Linked DNA regions of Homo sapiens: region 1 is linked to region 2. The links are chromatin contacts, found by Hi-C or POLR2A ChIA-PET in ENCODE. All regions are on one chromosome and are shown on one strand. The core of a region is the stretch at or near the end of the contact, and the rest is flanking DNA. Distances in the headings are between cores, read along the strand shown.

Region 1 (2,711 bases), core at 172-2,671, 790 kb after region 2:
CCTCCTTCACATCTTGTGCTTATACTATTTTAAAGAGAAAAACAATTTAAGGTCTTATAAAACAATTTTGTTTGCCTTGAAATTTATTTAGAAATTTTCGAAATTTTGTGTATATGTTCTCTGAGCTTTATTCTGAGTCCAGAGGAAAAGAAAATATCCTCTTTCCTGGATGGGCTGTGCCATCTCATCTTGGGCTGTGAAGTCTGCCCTACCCCATGCCACCAGTCTCAGGGGAAGGAAGCTGCCAGAGAACTTGGCTAAAAAAGGGGGATGGGGAGTAAAAGATCCAAACGATTAAATTTCCAGCTCTCAAAATAACCCCTGACTACTCCTGTCACCTCCAAATCAGGGCTTGCACACTTCTTCATGCTGGCAAAGTGCCACCCCTCTGGCCTGATCCCAGGGGGCCCTGATGAGCTATGGACGCCCCTTTATCTCTGCAAGACAGCCACGTAGAGAAGCTGGGGAGCTCACTGAATTAAGGGTGGACATGCAAGATGTATTTTCTCTTTTCTTATACTCTTACCATTCTTCTCCTTAATCTCTCTTCTGTCTTCCCCTCCATCTGTCTCCAGGCTCCTGAAAGGCCCCGTGATAGTGTTTTCTAAAACTTAGTAATTTGAGTACCACTATCACGATGTTCCTCTCCCCTGCTCTGCCTACCCCTCCGCCCCACCATATCCAAATTCCACCTGTTCTATTTGATAGCTTACTTTTTCACTTAAAAATGCAAAATCTAGCTCTTGATGTATATCACTGATTTAAATTTAAAATCAGTTTCCTTGCCATAAATAGAAAGCTCCCTGATAAATGTAATGCAAATAAAAACATATAGTAGTGGAATTTTAGTTGGATATGGCTGCTTGCTGCAGGCCTGTGCCTGAAACCTGCTGTTAGGTTAAGAAATGCTGGAGAAGTGTTAAAAACATATCAGCATCGCAGTGAGACTTGATCTTTGAAAGAGAGACACAGAAGGACAACCGAAAAGAGAGCAGCTTTCTCAAGAGGTAAATAAGTTTGTTGAAATCTGATAGGCTTCATCCCATTTCCTTCAACAACTGAGTACACTATTTGCTAACTGTACTAAAAAACGTTTTGCACATTTTTTCTTATTATTTGCTCACAGCTTTTGACTACCAGAGAATGTTTCGGATACAGGACTAATTCCTGTGGATGACAGAATGCGACCGTTGAATGGGACATTGGGTGTCATCTGGTCCAAATCTTGACCCCTTTTCATTTTCCCCGAAAGAAAGACTTGCGGCTCGGAACCGAGGGCGGCATGCCCAAGGTCACAGAAAGGGTGGTCTAATGTTTTGGTTCCTGCAGCCCAGAGAACAAGCTATCCCATCCCACAGGAGCCTTGGCGAAAAGCTCCCCGGCCGGCGCAAGGCCAGACTTCTCGCCTCCACTGTGTTGATTGCGGTTGCCAGGGCAGCGGCGCATTGCTCCCCGCCTCGTCCTGGTGACGTCACAGAGCAATGTCCAATGGGAAAGCAGCTCGGTGTCACGCACCTCCTATCCCGGCGGGCACCGCCTGCGCCGCGGCGAGTGAGGCGTCGTCCGTACTGGAGGCTAGCTCTTGTCGCGGCCGCGGCGAGTTAACATCGTTTTTCCAATCTGTCCGCGGCTGCCGCCACCCAAGACAGAGCCAGAATGTTCAGGATGCTGAACAGCAGTTTTGAGGATGACCCCTTCTTCTCGTGAGTTACGGGAGCCAGGAGTCCGGGGTCGCGCGGGAATTAAGGTATCGAGGGGAGCTATTTTAAGGGAAAAGAGCGAGTTTTAGAGGGCGAGAGAGAATTCGGAGTAACTCTGGAGGCGGTTTGAAGGAGACGAGGATTTGGAGGCCTGGGAGGGAAGAGAGAGGAGGATTTAGGGGTGTGTGAGACAGGGAAGAGACGGATTTGGGCGCATGAGGTGGAGAGAGGAGGGTTTGGACGCGTGAGGTAGGCGGAGGGAAGTTTGGGGGCGTGAGGTGTGGGGAGGAGAGTTAAGGCTGGGAGTGGGGGGAGAAGAGTTGAGGCCGGGAGGTGGGGGGAGGAGAATTGAGGGCATGAGGTGGGGAGAAGAGGTTGAGGGCGTGAGGTGAGGGAAGGGTTTGGGAGCATGAGGTGGGAGGGAGGAGGGTTGAGGGCGTGAGGTGAGGGGAAGGGTTGAGGGTGTGAGGTGAGGGGAAGGGTTGAGGGCGTGAGGTGAGGGGAAGGGTTGAGGGCGTGAGGTGAGGGGAAGGGTTGAGGGCGTGAGGTGGGGGAAGGGTTTGAAAGCGTGAGGTGGGGGGAGGAGGGTTGAGGCTGTGAGGTGGGGGGAGGGTTTGGGAGCGTGGGGTGGGAGGAGGAGGGTTTGGGGGAGTAAGGTGGAGGGGGGAGGGTTGAGGGTGTGAGATGGACGAAGGAGGATTTGGGGGTGTGAGGCGTTTGGAGGAGGGTTGAGGGCGTGAGGTGGGGGGAGGGTTTGGGAGCATGAGGTGTGGGGGAGAGTTGAAGGTGTGAGGTGTAGGAGGAGGGTTGAGGACGTGAGGTGGGAGGAGGATTTGGGAGCATGAGGTGTGGGGGAGGGTTGAGGGTGTGAGGTGAGGGGAAGGAGGGTTTTGGACCGCGAGGTGGGGGGAGGAGGGTTGAGGGCGTGAGGTGGGGGGACGGTTTGGGAGCATGAGGTGCAGGGGAGAGTTAAGAGCTTGAAGTGCAGGGACGAGGGTTGAGGGCGTGAGT
Region 2 (2,842 bases), core at 239-2,738:
CTTCAGCTTTACAACATTTATTCTACAAATGCTTTGCCAAACAAGCAAACAAACTCAAATCCACTGCCTTATGGTGGACTCTGACTCTCTGTTGTTTTGTCTTTACAGTACCTCCTAGTTCATCTCTCTGCCTTTAGCCTTGGCCCCAGTGATCCAGGCTCTACACTGCTAGTGCAAGAATCTCATGAAGACAGCAAATCTGATGATGCCCAGACTCTGAGGAAAATCTTTCAGTGCCATCTGCATGAGTTTACTATTGCTGCTTTAACAAATTACCACAAATTTGGTGGCATAAAACAATTCAAATTTTTTATCTTACACTTCTATAGGTTAAAAGTTTGACATGGATCTTACTGGGCTAGAATCAAAATGTTAGCAGGGCTGCGTTCCTTTTATGGAGTCTCTAGAGAAGAATCCATCTCCTAGCGCCTTGCCCAGCTTCTACATGATGTCTGTATTCTTTGAGTCATAGCCTCTTCCTTCCCTTTAGCAAAAGCAGGTTGAGTTCTCACTCTGCCTCATTCTGACTTCTACATAGAAGGTTTTTTCTTTACTCGTTTTGTTCATAGCTATATCCCCAGCACCTAGTAGAAAGTTTTTACTACATGTTTGTTGAATAAATGAAAAAAAATCAAAAACTTAAAAACAATGTACTAAGTGTACTTAATAAATGCAGTTGTTCCACATTCCCATCAGACCTGCAGTGTGAAGACAAAATTAGTACATCCCTTGGCTGGTTCACACATTTTTCAAGCCTCGGTAAATGAAGAAGAATATAAGCTCTGTGGGCAGATAGGCAGATTCAAATTGGTCAGTTACCCCTTATTAGCATGACTTCCGGCAAGTTATTTATCCCATCAGCTTTGGTTTCACCCTCAGGCCAATAATATTAATTACAGGGTTATTTCAAGAAGTGAATACAATGATCTAGGTGAGTAGTCTAGCAATAAGTTAGTGTTAGAAATTATTACTGAGAAAAAACAGAGAAATACACTTTTTAAGGACACAAAGTAAATGAGCTCTCAACTCCACACAACAATGGCAACCACTTGAAAACAAAGACTGGCATCTTCCTCCCTTCTCATCCTAGGAAGCTCACGTCCCATGACCTAGGGAAGCAAGCTAGGTTAATAGCAAAACTAGCCTTCCTTACCTCACCCAAGTGAGGTCTGCTAACGAAAAGATGTTAAACTCATATTTTAAAAAGTCAAGCTTCCTTTCTAAAACTATGTCTAGTTGTAACTATAAAGAACTTAAGGAACATGTTCTATCACGGACTCTGGATTTCATTGTAAAGCACTGGAGGTAACGGGGTTATGAAAGTTATGTGTATGCATTGTTACACTACTATTACTCTCTGGAATTAGTTTCCTACCATGTAGAAAAATGGGAGTGTGAACATGAACGAATCTCCCCTTCTGTTGATTGCTTCAGCTGAACCTGGAGCTGGGCAGCCTGCTTCGCCGGCTCCATAAGTCCCATTTTGTGGTTTCAGCCTGTCAAGGAGGTCACTCACTGATGACTCAGACACACTGGCCTGAAGGTATTTATGTGATCTCCGGAGTCAGCAGAAAGCCTGCCCTCAGAACAAGGCAAATATATCCCTGCTCTTGATGGCTTCAAGCTCTGCAATGGGGGGCTGACCTGACAGCTGCTTGTCCTGAGGGAGAAATAAAGGAAACTGGTGAAACACATGCTATTTCCATGAATTCCCACTCATGTGCTGTTAGAAAATTCAGCTGAGACCCTGACAATAAAGGTTAGACTTGTAGTGTCACAATAGAAAGGAAGGGAACTTTAACTTGCCTTCAGCATACCAAACAGGCTGCACTTCACAAGATCTGTAACTCACTGAACCATCTAAGATGCACCACAGAAAAACTATCAATGGGCATTTGTCTGAATTCATATTTATGGCATCTGTTTGACATGCGGTTTTCATTTAGATGGCAATCCAGATACTGTTTTGCATAAAGTTCTGGCTTTTTGAGCTGTCCATATCAATTGTCTTTTACCAAATATCGAATTTTCAGATGTTTACAGATGCACCAGAAAAATATTTTCAAATCATTCAAAAGAGTGGCATCCAACAAAAAAATCTGAACTGAATGCTAATGAAAATTCTTGGGTTCCATGTAGAAAAATGCTCTAAAATGGGAAAAATATTCTACCCAAATTTACTGCAAAAGTATAATTTTTCTGTCTTTGAGTTACAGTATTGCCCTCCTCTCCTCATTCCTAATTTAGGCAAAAGGCCCATATCAAATGCATTAAATGAGAGTTTAATCATTTTTATAACTAAGTGTAGCTTTTTTAAGAAAAGCTGTAAAAAAATCCCAGTGCAATGACACAAGCATCTCTGAGTCAACTGTTATTTCAGGGATTTATGATAATTTCTCATCTTGAGGAGAAATGAAGCTAATTGAAACAAACTCTATACTTTATATTAATGCCATTTGAATACAGTGTGCATTGCCAGTTACAAAGTGACATGGAAAATGAGGCCGCTCTCAACAACACCATCGTTTCTCAGTTTTATGTATTTTTAAATTTCCTCTATGGAAAATCTGTTCTTCATAAAAGAACTGCTAGAGAAAAATGTGGAAAAAGTTGATTCATTCCATATTTACATTCTTTCTGGTACCTGGAAATGAACCAAATGCAAAAGTATGCCAAAAAGTAGTTGAGTCATTTAGAAAACTCATCTTCCCCCAGGCAAAAGGACAAACTGCCTTGAGAAAGCCCTGCTTTGATAATATAAAACACCTTTCAGCCTAATGAGATCTGTCCTTATAACCTTTTACCCAGGCCTCAAGGAGGCCAGCCTCAAGGAGGCCAGCCT

Evidence for each region. A loop is a pair of places that touch in the nucleus more often than their neighbours do. ChIA-PET counts read pairs that join two places held with the same protein, here RNA polymerase II (POLR2A).
Region 1: a loop to region 2 is called in a map of mammary epithelial cell, with 12 times the contacts of the local background. The contact joins the promoter of MLF1-DT here to the enhancer-like site in region 2. A Hi-C loop is called at or near these places in 1 of 168 maps with a recorded cell type or tissue (mammary epithelial cell). POLR2A ChIA-PET finds 5 or more read pairs at or near these places in 2 of 52 experiments (B cell and GM10248).

Annotation. Positions count from the first base shown.
Region 1 is chr3:158,569,645-158,572,355 of GRCh38, forward strand. It overlaps MLF1-DT (MLF1 divergent transcript), which reads right to left and starts at 1,422. Exons shown (of 5, transcript NR_104147.1): 1 at 527-1,422. MLF1 (myeloid leukemia factor 1) reads left to right here and starts at 1,550. Exons shown (of 8, transcript NM_001369783.1): 1 at 1,550-1,703. The coding sequence starts at 1,657.
Region 2 is chr3:157,783,736-157,786,577 of GRCh38, forward strand. No RefSeq gene overlaps it. Among named protein-coding and RNA genes, the nearest start is that of VEPH1, 280 kb to the left of the region's middle. Within about 2 kb of position 1,489, at least 3 of the 41 ENCODE cell types and tissues checked have a DNase peak (open chromatin) inside an H3K27ac peak, as active enhancers do.